Linked DNA regions of Mus musculus: region 2 is linked to region 1. A link is a loop called in an ENCODE intact Hi-C map of the cell type or tissue named here. Cell type or tissue: left cerebral cortex. All regions are shown on one strand. Each heading gives the region's core, and the rest is flanking DNA. Links, peaks and the distances in the headings are about the cores only.

What was found. A loop is a pair of places that touch in the nucleus more often than their neighbours do. Peaks named below come from ENCODE experiments on the same cell type or tissue, not always from the same donor. Only the 100,000 strongest peaks of a DNase experiment are listed, where the experiment ranks them.
Region 2: it touches region 1 in a loop (3-fold over the local background); 7 of 42 quality-filtered maps call a loop at or near these places.

Annotation. Positions count from the first base shown.
Region 1 is chr4:151,405,424-151,415,371 of GRCm38, reverse strand. The region is part of intron 5 of Camta1 (calmodulin binding transcription activator 1); the gene reads left to right. Among named protein-coding and RNA genes, the nearest start is that of Gm30344, 46 kb to the left of the region's middle. In left cerebral cortex, for the core only: a CTCF peak has its summit at 8,054 (motif pointing right); DNase peaks (open chromatin) are centred at 2,675, 3,528 and 4,144; H3K27ac peaks cover 1,575 bases.
Region 2 is chr4:151,334,474-151,344,421 of GRCm38, reverse strand. The region is part of intron 5 of Camta1 (calmodulin binding transcription activator 1); the gene reads left to right. Among named protein-coding and RNA genes, the nearest start is that of Gm45960, 120 kb to the right of the region's middle. In left cerebral cortex, for the core only: no CTCF peak of the experiment used is centred there; a DNase peak (open chromatin) is centred at 4,781.

The DNA.
Region 1 (9,948 bases), core at 623-8,622:
TCCTGTAGAACAGTGTAAGCATGAGAAGAGGCAAGTGAGACCCCAAACGTCCCAGCGGTCTCCATGGGAGGACACTTGGGGGCTTGAAGGAAGCCCGTTTTACAAAGGGAAAATAAAAGTCACTGAGAGCACGCACCCATTTCTATGCAACACATGAGAGTTGAGGCTCGGGCGGCAGCAGCATAGCATTGCTCTGACAGGGAGCCCACAGCTGTCTGTTGTGGACTTGTAGATAAGACCTTGGTAAATTTTAACCATACTGGGAGGAGTTGGACTGAGCTGAGTTGGAGTGCACCAGAAGATATAGTCAGCAGAACTTGTCAAGACCTTGGCTATGGAGTCTGAAGCCATGGCTCAGTGCTTAAGAGCACTGGCTGCGCTCCCAGAGGTTCCAGATTCTGTTCCTGGCACCCACATGGCGTCTCACAACCATTTGTAACTACATTTCTGGACATCGGAGGTCCTCTGAAGGTACCAGACATGCATGTGGTGCACATATAGGCATGTGGGTAAAACACGCACACATATAAAGTGAAGAAATTATGTTTTAAAAGAACCCAGGTTTGGTCTTAAGGGAGGAGGATGCATCAGAGACGATTCTGAAGTTGAGGAGGTAAGAAACTGGCTGAGTGGTGGTACCATGAGCAGGCTAGAGTACTATGGGAAGGGAAGACATTCTTTAGGGCATTGTAACAGTGACATCCAAGTACAGGAATTGAATAGCCCATTGGCTCTCCAAGTCTGAGGCTCCAGCGAGGGAGCATTCAGACCAGAGAGGCAGATGCTTGAAGTCATCGATCATGGATGACTACCAAAAGAAAGAGTATAAAGAAGGGAAAATGACCAAGGACCCAGGCTCGCACAGAAAACATTTAGCATTCAAGAAGAAAGGGAAAGTTGGCAAAGGAAATAGAGACACGGGGACTTAAGGAGGGGGAAAAAACCAGGGGACTGTCACTTGGAAGCCAAGTTCAGAGAGACTGCCAAGGTGGAAGGAGGGTTGATTGAACCAAACTTCTGATGACAATGGCTGAGGAGGGGGGAGGTGACCACCTGGGAAGATAACTCTGTAACATTGTAGTCTTAGAAAGATCCTGGCTTAATGATGATGTGCTTGCCTAGAAAGTCCATGGTCCAGGTCTCAGCCCCAGCACTGGAAAAACCCAAACACCCCTTTAAAAAGATTTATTTTTTTATTGTGTGTGTTTGTGCATGTGTGCAGACACGAGTGCAGGTGCCCTCAGTGGTCACAGGGGGACACATGCTGACCAGGCTCTCTACCACTGAGCTACTGTCAGCCCAGGGTCTTTGTTTTAAAGATTTCTTTTCTCAGTTGTTAATTGCCCCCCTCCCACCCCCACCACTCCCATCTGAAGCTTGGTATAGCTGAGCCTCCCTTCCCACTGTGTCTGTCCCTCTCTGAATTTGGCTTCTGGGATACTATAATCAGATCTCATAGAGTTAGAGTTACAAGTGATTGTCAGCCTTCTGATGTGGCGCGGGAACAGAACAATATCCTCTGCAAGCGCAGTACGTGCTTCTAACAGCTAGGCAACCTCCCCAGCGCCCCAAACCAACGAGCCAGAAAGAGCCCAACTTTGCAAAACCAAGCCCCTCCCCATCCGAAAGCCCCTTTTGATCTTGATTAAGAAATCTGGAGATCAATTCAACCTGGGTACATGATGATGCATGGCCAAGAGAGCTACTTTGGAAGGCAGATGTAGGGAGTCTGTTTTCCAGTAGGACATTGAGTCTGTTACTCAAACCAAAGGTCCTCTGAGGGACAGATTTGGGTTGAGTCTTTATTTTGCCATTTGAAGATTTCTGGCACCTTATTATGGTTAGTGGTCCTCGATCCCAAGGCGTGTCCTGTCTGGACTCTTGAGTGATCGTTCCATGTACATAGCAAAGGTTTTCTAATCCAGATAGGAAGGAATTCAAAGGTCCTCATTTCTACCCATGCTCAGCTTGGGTCTCTGCATGTGGGCAGCTTTGCCTTCTACCAGGTGCCTTCCAGGGACCTCCAGGCCATCCGTCTCTGCAGATCCTACTCTGTGGATCCCCCTACATACATCCCTCTCTGTAGAGCCCAAATGGGCAATGACCACCCCCAATTCTGATTTTTTTTTCTTTTCTGTGATTAGGCAGGCTACTGGCTTCAACTCTCCATGGAATGGTTCAGAAAACTGGGCAAACCTGGGGCGTACCCTGCGCTTTCTCTCTCACAGGCCCAGGGCCTGAAAAGTGTGTTCTCTGATAATAACATCTGCAGGGGGCTTTGCCAAGATCTGTGCTTGTCTGCAGAGGCAAGGCAGGTACTACAACAGTCCTTGCTGCAGATGGAGCCTCTGTCTCTGTCTCTCCATCCTTCCCCCCTCTGTCCCTCACTGTCTCTGTCTGTCTCTGTCCCTCTCTGTCTCTCTGTCTCTCTCTCTCTCTCTCTGAGTGTGTGTGTGTGTGTGTGTGTGTGTGTGTGTGCGCGCGCGTGCATTCGCGCACGTAAAAGCAAGACAGGTACTACACCAGTTCTCACTGCAGCTGGAGCCTGAGACTCTTTGATTTAATCTTTACAGCTCTTCCCATTTCCTGCAGCAGTGCCTTACAGGACAGCTCCATGTGCTTGCCTGTGTGTGCGTGCGTGCATGTATGAGTGTGAGTGGGCATGTGCATGTGTGTGTGTTGCGTGTGTGTCTTGGGATGTGGTTCGGGGTTTCGGGTTGAAATGAAGCCAGTGGAAATGATTTGTGACTGAAATGAACAAAGCCTGTTAGATTCTTCAGTTACAGTCATGGGAATTCTCAGGGAAAGAACACCAGGAATTCCCTGGGAAGTCCTGGGAGGGGGACGGCGAGCTATGGGGCTGAGGGCAAGGGTGGGCTCCTCCTGAGATACACAGGATAAGAGTCAAGACAGAATGGTGCCTGGTGCAGCAGCTAGGCTGTACCCCAGCCTCAGGCTCCCCCAGAGATGCCTGGTATGGCCTCTCACAGGTGACAGAACTCCCCACCTTCCTTCATTCTGAAGCTTCTATTGGTCCCACTGAAGCCCCTGAGGTCTCGAGAAATACGTTTCCTACTCTTAGACATAATAATTATGTCTTCTGGCTGAAAGTTGGGATTGCGAGGTGACCCACAGGGGGCCGGTTGGGGCAGCCTCCCTCCTGGAAATCTGTCCACACTGGTTCCTTTCTCCAGCTTCAAGAACACGACTTCCATACGCAGTACCTTGGGAAGGCACTGCTCCTTCATGGCACAGCAGTTGCATGAAGCAGTAGCTTCCTGGCTTTATGTAAAAGGTACTCTGTATGCTGGAAAACGTGATTGAAAGCCGCAGACCGCGCCATCTGAAATCATCTTTGCCTCTGCGCCGCAGACCGAGCCACCCGCAATCTCTTGCCTTTCCTTTTCATGTATGACTCAGTTGGAGCTATGCCGGGGGGGGGGAGGGTCCAGCCTGCCCCACTAATCCCTGCTTTCGCTGGAATTCTCCCACTTGTTTATGGTCTGGGCAATTTGCCTCCCGCTACCGTGTGACTCAGAACTATTTCCAATACCCGGAGCCTGCAGCTCCCCAGAGTCAACAGCTGGTGTGGGTGGGTCTCATTTGCCTGGAATCTTCCACCAAAGCCCTCCACCTCCGTCTCCTCCCTGGCTGCCTTAAGCAGCAGTGCCCTGCTCCAAAATGGAACAGGAGCCTGGTTCTCAGACCAGGCAGAGGGAGGCCCTAGGATGTCCCCATCCTGCTGGCTTCGAACACTTCTTTATTATTTTCTCATTTTGCTTTTATGCCTCCTTTGGATCAGGGCAGACCCTGGTTTTATTGTGGGGGCTCTACAGGGGGTAAATAACAGAAAATAATGGACATGAATTTAATCCTGGGGTCTTAGGAGGAACCCCGTGGTGCCATGTGGTGAAGGGTTCCCAGACGCCTCCGCGCCGCTCACTTTACAGAGAACTTAAGATCATTGGGACTTGGACTGACTGTTGTTCTTGTATCTCCAGTCATCATAATGTGGAATGAAGAAAAAAAAAAAAAGTCTGTTATGCATTTACTTTAGAATGAGGCAGCCACTGTGTGATTTCCATTTGAGTTTGCATTCTCTTTTAAAGACTCTCTTCACAATAAAGCTAGAGACTGCACGCCCCGTGACTCCCAGGCTCCCTTCTGGAAGCAGCTTCACCAGAGACTCACATGACTAAAGCTGGCTTCCATCCTCCAGGCCTGGAGGGAGCCACATGGTCTCTCCTTCCTTTCTTCTTCCTTTGCTCCTAGTCCACCCTGCTCTGGCTGCTCAACCCCACAGAACCCTTCGACATTGAATGCATCAGCAAATCAGTACCTCTAACTACAATAATAGTTTATAGCATCGGACCCGAAGCAGCGAAAGATTGTGAACGATTAGCCGACAGTAAGAGGAGACAAGTGGACTGGGGTTCTGTCATCGGTGGGTGACATGTTCATGCTCTCTTGGTCCAAAGTGATTCCCAAGCAACTTTATTTGACTAGACCGCGTTGCACTCAAAGTAAATATTAATTCCATTATGCCATAAACTTTTATTTATCATGACAGCAAGTCATAAAGTCCTCTTGCTAGAATATCGCTTTTAAATTGCGTATCATAGATGAGATACAGCACACATTGGATTCAAGCGGCAATTACCCACTATTCTTTATGCGAGCCCATGTTAAATGCACCTTCCGATAGGAGCCACAGCCCGAGCGTTTGCAGGGAGCCTTCCACGCCATTATTTGGGAACACAGATATATGAGTTGGTGTCACAGAGGAGCCCCCACAGCAGGGGCCGGCCCCCATGACCAAAGTACAGCAAGACACCTGGCATGAGAAGTGTTCTTTGCAGAGGGGCTGGCTTTTTAAATTACATAAACTGCTCATTAAAAGTGTCTGGCAATTGCCTTGCTCTGTGTTGTTAGGAGAAGCATGGGTTTTAATTATTCTTTTTTTTTTTTAATTCGTAGTGCAATTGGACTCGCTGAGAGTGATAGTTTGAAAATATGCACCCACTTTAATTGTACTGAGTGAAAACAGATGAATATTTATCAAACTGTTGGGAACTCTAAGGGGTCTTGTGGGTGACCATGGGGGCACCCCAGATGAGGTCTGGGGGAGTCTCTCCTGGCAAAGGGAAGATTCTGGTACTGCTTGACCAACAGATGATATATGGAATCTGGTGCGTGTCCGAGAATCGATGTAGCATCTTCAAGAAGGTCCCTCTCCGTCACCCATAATACAGACAGCCTAAGGAATGCCAGTTTCCTCATGACTTCTTTGGAGAGAGAGGTTAGTATATTAGTCAGGGTTTCTATTCCTGCACAAACATCATGACCAAGAAGCAGTTGGGGAGGAAAGGGTTTATTCAGCTTACACTTCCATACCAAGGAAGTCAGGACTGGAACTCGAGCAGGTCAGAAAGCAGGAGCTGATGCAGAAGCCATGGAGGGATGTTCTTTACTGGCTTGCTTCTCCTGGCTTGCTCAGCCTGCTCTCTTATAGAACCCAAAACTACTAGCCCAGAGATGGTCCCACCCACAAGGGGCCTTTCCCCCTTGATCACTAATTGAGAAAATGCCTTACAGTTGGATCTCATGGAGGCATTTCCTTGACTGAAGCTCCTTTCTCTGTGATAACTCCAGCTGTGTCAAGTTGACACAAAACTAGCCAGTACAGGTAGGTAGGTAGGCATGATGGACTCTCTGGGGGCAGGGGCGGGGTGGGTGGAAGACACTCGGATATATGCTCAATGGATGCCTTCCTCTCTGGTCCGTTTTTATAAGGACAGCTTGGCCTCGGAGCTCTCTGGGCTGCCAGGCTAGCTCCTCTTCTGCAGTGGAGGCCTCTACCTGCCAAGCCTCACTCAGGGCCAAGCTGTGCTGAGCTCCAGGTTGGAATGTGGGCTTTCCCAGGCCCCTGGGCCAGGCTCCTGTCGTCTGGCACACAGGGTTGAAGACTTGAGAGACCAGAGCCATGGCTTTAGGGTCTGTATAGACTCCTCTGCAACTACCACTCTGAGGATGCCGCCCCTTGAAAGGCAGTTATTTTAGGACTCACATTGGGAAAGACATGGGTTTTCTGCTCCCATGATAAAATGGTGTACTTGTCAATATGGCAACAGCATTGATCATGTTTTCAACAGGGTCCCTTGCCTTAGTTAGCCTCTGTTAGAAAGTCTTGCACTTTGAAGCAGGGTGGTGCCTTAGCATCTGGTTCATGCTGCTAAGCCCCTCCCACAGGGGGCCGTCCCTTCTCCCCCTGTGGTTCAGGCTGCTAAGCCCCTCCCACGGGGGCATCCCTTCTCCCACTTGGAGCAGCTCACTCTGGTTGACAGCAGTGGGAACAAGCTTTGTGCTTCCAGCTCTGCGGTTGTGGTAAAGCCAAGTCCGTTTCTCCTCTTTCTGTCACCTGTTTTATGCATGTGGCACTCTGTTCCAGGCCAGACGTCGGGTGACATGAAAGATCCTCTAAGCACACGCTGCCACGCCAGCTGTCATTAACCAACCACTAGTTGTGCCTTTATAAATTTTTACACATCACTAAATTATAAATATGCGATGCTGATGGTAATGAAATATGCACCTATAATATCTGCAGTTATGAGATTTATATTTTCTCAGGCATATGCTACAGATTGGAAGGAGGTGGGGGGCATCATCTGTTTCCAAGTTAGAGCCCCTGTTGTGCTTCTATGCCAGGGCTCCTCATAAGGTGCCTTCCCCTCAAGGAGGGTCTTTGGGGAGCCTCTCCCAGGTGTTGGGGCTTGGTTCCTCTCCTGTGAATCATTCCTGTGGACTTATTAAGCCTGCCCTGCTAGATCCCCCCATCTCAGCCTCGCACTGGATCGTAACTGCACAACTGAAAGAGGTTTTCCATCTGTAGGGCCAGTCCTGGAGTAGGACACATGCCAGAGGGTGACGGTGTCCTAGGATGAGGGCCAGAGGGGAAGGGTGTTCAAGTGCTATGGGTACAAGGATGGCCTTGGACACACCTGTGACCTCTGTGTCACTGGGAGTATCATGTTAGGAGTCACCATTTGCAAAGCTCTTACACTGAGCACTGGATTTCTTCCTTCTTGTTAGCTCCTGGCTTTAAGGGGAACAGAGTACGCTCTCCCTGTTGCAGAGTGGAGCTCCAGCATGCTACAGTTTGAACTTAAGAGATGAAGAGCTGTCCCCAAGGGGAAATAGCTTCATTTTGTGTAAGACAACATATTGTCAAAATGTATGCAGAATAAAAGATTATGGAGTGAAAATACCCCCTGTCTAACTAACTAACACTCCCTCCCCCCCCCTCACACACACACACACACACACACACACTCCTGTTTATAGACATATACACACGCATTCATAAACACATACCCACACACACATTGTTATAAAATGGAATTATGCTATACATCTCTCAGGTTTCTGTTTGGCTATAATGGTTTCCTGCTATGTAGCTGTGCTGACTAGTTTTAGCTTGACATAAGCTTGAGTCATCAGAGAGGAGGGAGTCTCGACTGAGAAAATGCCTCCATGACATTGGGCTCCAGGCAATCCTGTAGGGCCCTTCCTCAATTAGTCATTGATGGGGAGGGCCCAGCCCTCTGTGGGTGCTGCTGTCTCTGGGCTGGTGGTTGTTCGTTCTACTAGAAGGTTGAGTAAACCATGGGGAGCAAGCTAGTAAGCAGCACCCCTCCATGGCCTCTGCATCAGCTCCTGCCTCCGAGTTCCTGCCCTGTTTGAGTTCCTGTCCTGACCTCCTCCCATGATGAGCAGTGATGTGGAAACAAAAGCCAAATAAACCCTTCCTTCCCCAACTTGCTTTGGTCATGGTGTTCTGTCACCGCAATAGTAACCCTATCTGAGACAGTAGCCTAGACTAGCCTGAAACCCACAATCTGATTCTATCTGATTCTGTCTCAGCCTGAGTGCTGGGGTTACAGGTGCAAGGCACTACTTCTTAAAGAACAAGATCCATTTTTTTTCTGCCCATTAGATGTTTGCCTATATGTATGTATGTGCTATGAAACTGCAGTGCTCACAAAGGCCAGAAGAGGGCACAGGATCCCCTGAAATTGGAGTTAAGATGGTTATAAGCTGCTACATGGGTACTGAGACTGGGTCCTCAGCAACCCCTCTTAATCATGGAGCCATCTCTCTGTCCCAGCCATGTTTAGCCAGCACTCCATGAGCACATTACTACTTTATGCCTTATGGTAAGTTCATCTTAGCCGCTGCCTGGCAGCCACTGTGTCACAACCCCATGGCTCTGGAGTTTCATGTTTTCTCTCTGATGATGAACATTTGTTGAACAGCTTAGTAAGACCCATCTTTCTAGGTTCTGGAGACATAGTGGCCCTTGGGGACACATTCTAGTAGAGATATAGGACACTGAGAACTAGAATACCACATGCATGTCACATGATGCCACATGCATGTCACATGGTACCACATGCATGTCACATGGTACCGCATGCATGTCACATGGTACCACATGCATGTTGCGTGACAATGAGCATCATAAAAATAGAACGGAGGCAGAATTATTTTTGTGATTTATTTTACGTATCTGAGTGTTTGTTTCCACGTATGGCTGTGCACCACATACATTCCCGGTGCCCATGGAGCTCAGAAGAGGATGGCAGGTCCCCTGAAACTGGAAATGGTTGTGAGCCACCATGTGGTTGCTGGGAATTGAACCCAGGTCCTCTGCAAGTGCAGCCAATGCTCTTAGCCACTGAGCCATCTCTCCAGCTCCAGAGACCCAGTTTTAAATCAGGTGGACAGTTAGGGCCCTACAAAAGGGCAGGGGGTGGGGTAAAGAGGCGAGGGAGTGACATGCAGAGGAGACCCCTCCCAGTGATGTTTATAAGGCCTGTGGTTAACATAGAGGGGAAGTTTTGATTGCTGCCTCTAGATGGCCTCTTACTTCAAATCCACTCACTGATAAAAGCTGTTCTTTTATCCTCAAATTTGCTTTGCACACTGACAAACAGAAATCAGTGGTGTATTGTGGGGCGTGTTTCTGGAATGTCTGCTCTGATCTGCTGATCTTTATGCTTTTAATTTCCATCACCAGATCGCCGGTGTCACACTGGCCTGATTGCTATGGGTCTGTGTACATCTTAAACTGGGGTAGTTTGGTTTTCTTTTTTCTTTTTCACGCTTGTTAAGGCTAGCCTGCTTGCTTTACGCTTCAGCATAAAGTTTTGAGTCTGCTGTTCTAGATCTACAGAGGAACCCTGACAGCCTTGTGCTTGGGGCCAAGTGGTGTCTGCAGATCACTCTAGGGAAAGCCAGAGATATCTTCCACTCTGATCCTTTCATGTGGAGCCCCAGGGTGTGTGTGTGTGTGTGTGTGTGTGTGTGTGTGTGTGTGTGCGTGCTTAACTAGGTCCTTTTTATTTCTTTCATTAGTATTTTGTAGTTTTTTAGAAGCACCCTCTTATGTGACTGTCTACATTGTCCTTAAGCCCCAGCCTGTCCCTGTAGACATCCTTGTAAGGTACCACCCAGTTTCTTTAGACATCCTCCTGAGGTACCCTCCTGTGTCCCTGTAGACACACTCTCTAAGTAGCTCCCTGGGTCCCTGATAGGCAGCTATTGTCCCTCTCCTCCACACCATCAGAATACTTCCTGGATATCAACACCAGGGAGTGTTGACTTTTTCTCTTTATTGTGGTTGAGGGATTGATTTCCTGGAATCACGGCGATGCCGTATTAAATCCAGAATTGAGGCATGCATGCTTCTTTGTAAATTCACAGGATCAGGTTGTCCTCAGCTACTTGTGCGTCGTTGTAAGGTTAGGGTGATGCATTAACTTGGAGCTGATGGATGGGGAGACCGCGTATGCACAAAACGAGACGGCTGGTTGGGAAGGTGGCCTGAGCCTTGGGTGCCGGTCCCTCCTCCGCACGCAGGCAGTTAGAGCTGTTAGGGGCCCAAGC
Region 2 (9,948 bases), core at 600-8,599, 71 kb after region 1:
AGTACCTCTGTTTCTGTAAGGCAGACTAAAGGACTGTCTTGGTTCATCCCCATAGCCTTTGGGGTGCTTGGCCCGTGTGGGTAGAAATGGGATTCTGGCTCAATTTGGATATCTCTGTGTCAGAGGGAAAGTGGTTAATTGTCCTCCCTTCCTGGAGGTGTAGGAGAACTGCTGTCAGGAGAGGAGGTGACCAGGACAAGCAGAAGGTACTTCAGGGTGGGCGTGCAGAGTCCTACAGAGCTGTGGTTAGCAGCCTGCCCAACAGTCAGAGAGAGCCAGCTCTGAGGAAAAGTTCATCTCTGGAAAGGCCATTTCAACAAGGAGGCAGCAGCCAGTTCACCTCGATGTATTGCCAGTTCTAATTTCCTATGGGAGTTGGGGAGTGGGGGGCTGTCCCTTGACTGTTGGTGTGGGGCTGTGTCTGAGACTGGAAGGCACTCAGCCTCCACCCAGGGCCACAGTGGCCCTTGCTGTTATACCTGCCCACCCTCCTCTTCTTGCCTGAGTCCTATAGGGCCAAGACTGACTTATCATTGTTGATGTCCTATCGCCACTTAGAGCCATTCCCTGGCCTTACAGCCCTGCTTCAGAGCTCTGTAAGGGAAGGGCAGTTGGCAGTGAATGGCTGCCTAACTCCAGATCTCATTGCCCCATCGAGAGTAGATGGAGCAGCCCTGTCTCTGCTGGGGAAGACTCCCAGTGCTGAAGATAACCTTCTCCTCTCCTCTCTTCACCCTTTCTTCCATCTCTTTTTGGCTCACCCTCTTCTCCCTGGGGCTTACTACCAAGGCTCCATCTCAGCAAGCACTGGAAGCCTCTTGCATCCGGGCTGTGTGTCCCATTAATGGTGTTTGCAAATGTCCCTGTCCTGTTATACAGGGCAGAGAGCCAGCATAACTGGGTGGGTCGGAAGGTCGAATGGTGTATCCTGTCGTCTCCGTGGGGTTGGCACATTTTAATGTCTGGGTCTGCTGATGTCCACTGAGCCCTTTACAGCATTTGTTTTTGTCTCATCTCTTGCTATGATAAAACACTCTGATCAAAAGCAACTCAGGGAGGAAAGAGTTTATTTGAGGTTTAGACTTCATTATTGAGGGAACTCAAGGCAGGTACTGGAAGGCAAGCCTGCTTGCTGTTCCACACAGCCAAACCATAGAGGATGCCGTTGACTAGCTGGCTCACAGACTGGTTTACACTGAACTAGCTTTCTCATACAGTTTAGGACAATCAGTCTAAGGAATGGTGCCACCCACAGTGGCCCTGGACTTCCTGTATCAATTAACAATCAAGACAACCCCCTACAGACATGCCCACAGGGCAGTCTGGTCTAGGAAATTCCTCTCTCAGATGATTCTAGACTGTGTCCAATCCCGCTAGGATGGCATCACCTGATGTCCCAAAGACAGTGAGTTTTATATTCAACCTCCTCTTATATATTAGGGCATTGCTACTCAGAGAGACCGGTCATGTGGCCCATTCACGTGGCTAGGATGGGCTTGGTCTCACATTCCATCAAACTCTCACCAATTCTAGAGCTTTAAACCCCTGTGCAGAGATGTGTACACATCGGCACCATAAAGGATAGTGCCTTTCCATCAGCTCAGAAACTCATGCCAAGCTCCAACATGCACACAAGTTGTGTCTGCTCAGTTGCTTTTATGTCTTGGGTAAATCTCTAGGCGTGAAATTGCTAGGCTGCCTGGTAAACACATTGAACTTTATAAAAATCTGATAGATTGTATTCCACAAAGACCGTCTTGTCTTGTTGATGCCTACCAGCAACGTTCGAATTCTAGTTAACCCCCTCCTGGCCAGCAAATAATAGTGTCTCCGAAGCTAGCAAGTTCAGGCCATTGAGACTTTAATTTGTGTTTTTCTAATGACAAGTAATGTGTTTCAGGCGCCTGATTGCAGGCGTCTGCATACCTACCCAAGGAATGACATTTGAAATGTTATGGCCATTTTTTTCTTTGTTTTTCTTATCAACTTTATAAAGTGTGTGTGTGTGTGTGTGTGTGTGTGTGTGTGTGTGTGTGTGATGTATGTATGTGTGTGTGCATGTGTGTGCTGTGATGTATGTATGTGTTTGTGTGGGTTTGTGCATGTGTATATGTGTGAATATGGAGACCAAAGGTTGACATTCAGGTGTCCTTCTCAATAAATCTTCACCTTATATTTTTGCTTTCCACATGTACAGTGTGTGTGTGTGTGTGTGTGTGTGTGTGAGAGAGAGAGAGAGAGAGAGAGAGAGAGAGAGAGAGAGAGAGAGAGACAACTGTGTACAGATGCATGTGCATATGTGTACAAAGGCCTGAACTTAACATCAGACGCCTTCCTTGATTGCTCTTTATCTTCTTTATTGATGCAAGGTCCCACCTGGACCCAGAGCTTGCCCATGTGGCTTTATAGACATCAGTTTGCTCCACACCCCACCCCCTCCATGTCTTCTGAGTGCTGTAATTACAAGCAGGCCACAATGCCTACCTGGTTTTTACATGGGTCATGGGAGTATGAACTCTGGTCTTCACACTTGATCGAAAGTACTTCAACCACTAAGCTATATCCCAGGTTCTCTCAACCTACTTTTTTTGAGACAGGATTTCTCAGTGAATCTGGAGCCCACCAGGGGCTGAGAGGGCTAACTGACCAGTGGGCTCTAGGATCCACCTGTCTGCCTCCCCCGCACTGGGATTTCAGATGGCCAAACTCTCTGTGTTTCCGCCCTGCCGCTGGGATGCCAGAATGCTGGCACGCTGCTCAGAGAAGGCGAAGTGCAGTCTGAAGTAGGGGTCTCAGTCCGTGTTTCTCCATGTGAAAACACCAAGGACTGGGGCAGGTGTTGTGGTTCTCAAACTCCTGTGTACACCACTGGGGACCACAAGGAGTTGGGAACAGGGGTCCGAAGACCCACAATGAGCCCAAGGCTGGGTGGGATCCAATTTGTTTCCAAGTAAGTGTCAGAAGTACAGAAGGGCTGGAAGACAGGCCTTCTATGGGAGATTAGGCATGGCTCTTTATGTCAAAGACCTCCCCACCCCCACCCCCCATCCCCGCAGCAGTCCTTGATGAAGGAGACTGTCCTTGCTTGTCCAAACTGTTTTATTTGTGTTGGGTGAGGTTGCGTACATCTTACTCAGGGTGAGCCAGGGATTAAATACCTTTTGCAGAAAGGAATGCCCAGAACAGGCAGCTCATTGGCTAAACATTGGAGCCTGTCTAGGCATCTCATTAGCATGGAGAACTCTAGGTGTTTGCAATACATGACCGGTTGTCATAGTCCTCTTTGAGGCGTGTCGTAGTCACATTCTCCAGGACAGGAACCTGGTCTGGAGTTGATTCTAATGCCTACCGTTCTCAGTTATGAGATTTACCAGGGGTTTTTGAATCTGCTTAACCTTACCAGTTCCTTGTCGGCTGACGTGGTTCTACTTGCCATACAGCCGACGTTACACAGAGATGTTTTTAATGAGTGTCGGGGATCTGACGTCACGCCCTCACACTTAGACAGCGAGAGGTTCACTCACTGAGCTATCTGCCTGGCACCTTTCTTGCCAGCGTTCTTCTCCGAGCAGACACAAGCCCTTTGTTCTATATGTGGCTCGCAAGGAGGCCCTCCTTGGAAGAAGAACATTGGTAAGAAAGGTCCCTAGCTTGTCACCTCACCTTCACACTCATCTGCAATGTGTCTCATAGGACAGGTGACCTTAATTCAATAAGGTCAAGTTTCTCAATGCTTTGGTGGTGGTGGGGTAGTGGTGGTAGTGGTGGGTGGTGGTGGTTGGGGCTTTTCTGTTTTTGTTTGTGACTGGCCAATATCAAAACAAGGGTTGCTTCAGCCAGAACACAAAAGTTCTATGTGGTTTTTTGCTAGTGTACAGTTTTAAGTCTATCTGTGACTTGCCTAACGATTGTATTTGCTTATGGTGTGAGTATCAATTGAGGATTTTTTTTCTCTCTCTCCTTAATGTGGATATCCAATTTCTCAAGCAGTATGAACTGAAGTGACCGTCTTCTGTCCACAGAGTTGCCTCTGCACTCGCATTGAAAATCGATTGACTGTATGGGTGAGGTTCTATTTCAGGCCTCCTTTATTGGTATCTGTCTCTTTGCCAGGTGCACATTGTCTTGATTACTGTAGCTTGATTCCGAAAAACCAGGTAGGGTGTGTCTCGCAGCTTCATTCTTTGTCCTAATTGTTTTGGCAAGTCTCCCTCCTTTGCCTTTCTGGGTAAATTTAAAAATTCATTTGTTAATTCCTACAGAAAGCATGTCCTGCTGGGATTCTGATCAGAACTGCATTGTGTCTATAGACTGTCTGATCTGGGGGATGCTCACGGGTGCTGACAGCTCGTGGCTACCCAGGCTCCCATAAGTCAGCCCGGTGCCTGGCTCTCCTTCCTGGTCTCTGATCTCTTTCATCAGCCCTTCACAGTTTCCAGAACACGGATCCTGCCCGCATCTTGTTAGATTACATCTGAACATTCTTTTCAGGCTGTGATGCTGTCACAACCCCCACCCCACCCCCCCAGCGGCGCATGGATGCTCCTCAGAAGGCAATTGCTTCTTGCTCTTGTACAAGGACCTGAGTTCTGAGATTAGGGTGCCCCATTCCTGCTGCCTGCTCCCTCCCTGCTCACCCTGGAACTATGTCCTTGGTCTCCAGAGTGCGTTCTGGGAACTAGGTCACTGGGCTACAGTCCCAGACAGACTCTGAGTCACCTTGAAGGAGTGAGTCACTAGCTCTGTAGTTTTCCTCTCCCTGAAATGAGAACTGAGTCACCTGCTCTCTTCTCAGTCTAGGAACACTGGAGCTGGTGACAAGGGCTGCACAGGCCTCGAGCTCCTGCTGGAATAGCTGAAGCTTGAAGAGGCACCGCTGTCCAATCCAGGCGCTGTTATGATCTGCTCGTGGGAGAAGTAGATGCAGGGGAGTGGGCAGAAGATGAGTCAGGAGGCATTAACCCAGCGGGCTGCCCCCCGCCACACACACACACACACACACACATATACACAGTGTCTCCTCAGACCCAGGCTTGGCTTGTTTCCTTCCTCCAACCCCAACTTTCTCTTCTACCCACTGGAACCAGCCTGAGCTTTGTCTGTGTGCGCACACAGCTGCCACAGGGAACCTGTCGGTCTCTCAGGCCATTGCCACCCTGTCCTTATGGGGGTTGGTTGGTTGTCCCATATTCTAAACTAGAGAGAACAAGGAACTCTGATTTACTCTGTGGCAGACACGGGACCCATCAGATGCCTTTGTGGGGACAGAGCCAAGTCACACAGTAGCTCCCTCCAGGTCTCTCGCTCTCCCTCCCCCTCCTGGCCTCAGGTCTGCAGTTAGTCAGGTCTGCAGCAAGCACAAATCGGGCCAGGCCAGTGGGCTATAGTATGAAGAGGGGTGATCAAACGCTGATGGAGAGTCGGGGACACAAGCATTAATTCAAAACTAGAAAAGAATCAAAGGGCAAAACACATCACAGAAACCTTAGAGTGGTCTGCCCTCAGAGTTCCTGCCAGACTCCACTGGTAGGAAATGTCTCCAAGCATTTTCTAGAACCGACAATCTCTATGTTTTATTCTTACACTTAAAAAGGCCCCGGCACAAAAGGTGCTTAGAGTATCTGATGAGTGAATGAATGAATGAACGAGCAAATGAGTGAATGAATAAATGAACATATGGATGAATAAATGAATGAGTGGGTAAATGAATGGGTGAATGAACGAACGAACGAATGAATGAATGAATGAATGAATGAATGAATGAGTGAGTGTTATATGCCAGGGACTCTGCTAGGAATTTGGGGAAAATAAGAAGCTCACAGCTCAGTGAGGGAAGAAGACACAGAAATAACAGTAACACTTGGTGGAGAAGGAGAGATGGCTCCCAAAGTATGTAGTGAAGACAAGAAAACCAGGGAGGGCTTCCCAGAGGAGGTGACTCTGGGCTTTCAAGGAAGCACATGAACTGGTCAGGGGATGTGAGGGAGTCCTAGGGACAGGAGGATTTGGGAATGTAATGGGGGTCCTGCCAACAGAACCTTACAAGTTCTGCCCATGGTGGCTGTCTGAAGACAAGGACATGACCATGGTCCAGCTCAGCCTGAGATGATAGCCTGGGCTGATCCTCTGTGGGGGGGGAGAGGTTGGAGTTGCCTCCTGCCAGCCGTACCGGCCCCTCTGCTGTTCAGTAACTCCCCCTTGCCACAGGGCCACGCGGATGCTGGCTTATTACATAATGGCCAACAGTGTCACTGGAGGTGTCCCTCGACTCTGGCTTCCGAGGGGACCCTGAAAGCCCTAAGTGCTCCCTCCCTAAACACACAGGTGGGGAGTCTCTGAATTTCACAAATACGACCTCTGTGTGCTTGGTGCCCCCCCCAAAGTCGCACAGGTGGGGCTTGACCTCATACTCTGGCTCTTCTCTGTGAATCACTTGGCCAGGCACCCAGGTTAGCAAAGGGGAGCAAGCTGGCCTCCAGCAAGGACACTGCTTCAGCTACCGCCTTCTGAAGGAGGAGGAACAAGCACCTTGTCCAATGCTCCGAAGGCAATCAGAGCAGTTCCAGGATGGACTGCTCTAAAGGACCTTCCCCATAAGGGGAAGCTCCTAGGAGGGCGTCAGGCCCCTGACTCTGGGCTGCCCCGCCCCCTGTAGTGTTTGGAAAGCAGATGCAAACAGCCACGCCCCCCGCTGGGCTTCTTGCCGTGACCCAGTCACATGTGAGAGAGAAGCAAACGTGTTCCACGCGTGCTTTCCTGGCTTTTCTTTTTCTTAAAACAACAACAAAAAGAACATACTTGCTATTTGTGACTTGTGTAGCGATAATTTAGTGGCTAACAGTAACACTGATCCTAGCATCTTACAGTTCTGAACATCTGAAGTCAAACCCAGTCCCAGTCCCACCCCAACCCCAACCCCCTACATAGACATGCCCAGGGCTTTGTCTCCTGACAATCACAGTTCATCCTGCAGGCTCCTACAGGAGGCTTCGGGAGAGACCCTATTTCCCTCCAGTCTCTGGCTTTGGGGCATCTCTTGGCACACAACCACCTGTATTCAAAGCCACAACTCTGCCTTTCTCTGACCTTCCTCTCATCTCAGCTGCACGCCCCCTCTGACCACAGCCAGAGAAGGGGCTCCGCTTCTAGAACTGCCAGCCTCTGCAGTGTCCCATCTGAGTAACCTTCTGGCTCAGGGCCCCAATCCCAACCCAGCTGCACAGTCCCTTCTGCCACGAATGACATTGAGTTGTGTGTTCCAGAGAGGTACGCACGGACATTTCTGAACGGCCATCCTCCTGCCTATGTTAATGTGCTCATGTGGCTCAAAATCAAAGAGGTACTAAAATGAAAGAGGTGTCCACTGAGCGCTCGCTCGCTTGCACCGGCTTTCTTGCCGCGGCCGGTGTTTCTCTGTACTGATGCACATGGCAGTGCACTGGCGCCTCTGCACACGTCCCATCCGTTTGCTCAGAGCTGTGTCATATTTTTTGGATTTAATGAGCTACTCCAGAGAGTGTCTGCCACTGTTGCAGGGAACTTTTTTGCTACCTCCTCTGATTTTACTTTTTCCAAACTCACAGCGCCATAACTCACTGCTGTTGGTTTTTTTCTATGAGAAATACTATATGTGGAGTGCGCCCGTGCATACATCACTTGCTGCTTGCACAAGTACAGACGCGGGACGCATTCCAGAAATGGGATCGCTGAGGCAGAGGGCAAATGTGCTTGCCGTTTCTAGTTTGGTACAGTTCACCTGTCACTCTCCCTCGTCCTTACGTAACCATTGTTTAGCGGTCTGCCACGGTGACCTTGGCTCTTAGTCTCTCATCACTAATGCGTGGTTGTTGGACCATGCTTCGAATGCAATATTGTTTTAACCTTTTGTGTGTTCATGTGTGCAAGTGTGCACATGCCACAGTGTGGATTTGTGGGTCAGAGGACAACCCTGGGAGTCAGTCCTTGCTTTCTACCTTCAGAGACAAGTCTCTCTTTTGTCATTTGCTGCTGTTGTACATCCGGGTAGCTGACTCTCAAATTTCCAGGAAGTCTCCTGTGTCCACCTCTAGGGATGATGGGATTACAGGCACTTATGTCATGTGGATATTGGGGATTTGAACTCAGGTCCTCATGTTTGAATGGTGAGTCACCAGTCTCAATGTGGTATCCACACTGTCCACTCTTCACCCCACCCCTGAAATGCCCTTTGCCCTCCCTTTCCTGTGCAGATCTGGTCCTTTTTGCTATCTCTGAGAGCTCACCCCCATACCCTTCTTACAGAACATGTACTTAGACACTGGCTTTTGGTGTTCCTTTGCTGTGCTGACCCTCTGGTATCCCCAGAAAGACAGCGTCCACAGCACAAACTTCTCTATCTGTATACATCTCTGGAATGCAGTCTTTCTGCCTCCATCAACACAGAGCTGGAGACAGAAGGTTGTATTCTTGCTGTTGTCCATTAGGCAGGGACCTCTCAGCTGCCAGCTTCTTGGGGACTGTCTTCAGTATTCAATGCTATTTCTAGAGTCTGGCTGAGGGTCCCCTGCAAGAAGCCCAGCTGAGCCCTTTCCTTTGGGGCAATGGGAAAACTACTTATAACACACTTTAAGAAAGTCTTTGCCGAACAAGGAAATTGATATAAGCAATTTCAAGTCTCTAATAGAACCAATCTGCACCGGGAAGCCTCCAGTTAATGACCAGCGTAAAATAAAGGTCTTTTTAGTGTAACAGTAGATTATCCATTACTTTTACAGTTGAGCTGGAATAAAAAATATCAGGAAAGTGAGTGGCAGTGGCGTTGAGCAGTATACCTCAGGTCCTTGTGTTTGTGCGGGGTGAGTCTGGGCTGAAGGCTTGCCTCCCTGCTGGCGCCTCTGCCCTGCCCCCTGCAGGTCACTGGGAGGTACTGCCTCCATAGACTGCATCTGAGATCCCCTTTTCTGCTGCAGCAGGATATCCCGTTTGGGTGACAGTCCATTGGCCTTGGATGTCAGTTTTTTCTGCCCGAGCTTCCTTCGTGTGCTAACCTGTAAATGAGGGTGGCACCAAGCGACCCTTGTGGGTGAGTGGTAGGTTTCTGTGAACGCACTCGAGGCTAGCTCAGCGCCCTTGAGGCAGCGCCAGCCTGGCTCGGTTGAGGGAGGAATGCTGCTGGCTGGGGCAGCACCGTCCCAGCAGTTGAGGGCCAGGCAGGGCTACTGTTCTGTACAGAGCTGCGTGGTGGGACGAGAGGGACCTTGGAAGCTTTTGCTGCTGACGGTGAGTAGTGAGTTGTGCCCTTTGAACTTCAGCTCAGGTTCCAGAGAGGCTGGTAGAGCACAGGAAGAGGTTAGACTATAGGAACACGGGCACCCACTACGGGCAACGCTGGGGTTTCGCAGCCGTGTAGGCTCAATGCCTGCTCTCCCAAGAGACTTTGGGAGAAATCGTAAGTCTCTAGGTTGCTGGAGGATGGGGGATGGGAAGGACCCCATCAAGTCCTCAGGCAGCGGCAAGGAAAGGCATGTGGAAGTCTGGTGACCATGGCTCCAGCACCCCTAACAGGAGCACCAAGTCCAGACAACGGCAGGGAAGGGGGTTGTGTTAGGGCATAGTTTCCACTTTAGGGAACTCAAAGTGCTGTTCTGAGATTGGGGGTGGGGAGGGGAGTGGAGAACAGAAGCTACCATGGAGGTCGAGTGTCCAGCCCAGAGGTGCAGCCAGGATGCGGACAAGACTCTTTTAGTGTGCTCCTGGGAAATGCCCTCACAATAGCCTTTGTTTTGTCTCTGTCGTGGTAAAGTGCTCATGGCCAACACACACACACAGAGGAATGCACACGCTTGCACATACACACATATGTATGCTATACACATACATACTGCAGACACACCACACATGTATGCTGGAGGCTGACTTCTCTGCACTATATACATACATACCACATATGTGAACACACTGTGCACATAT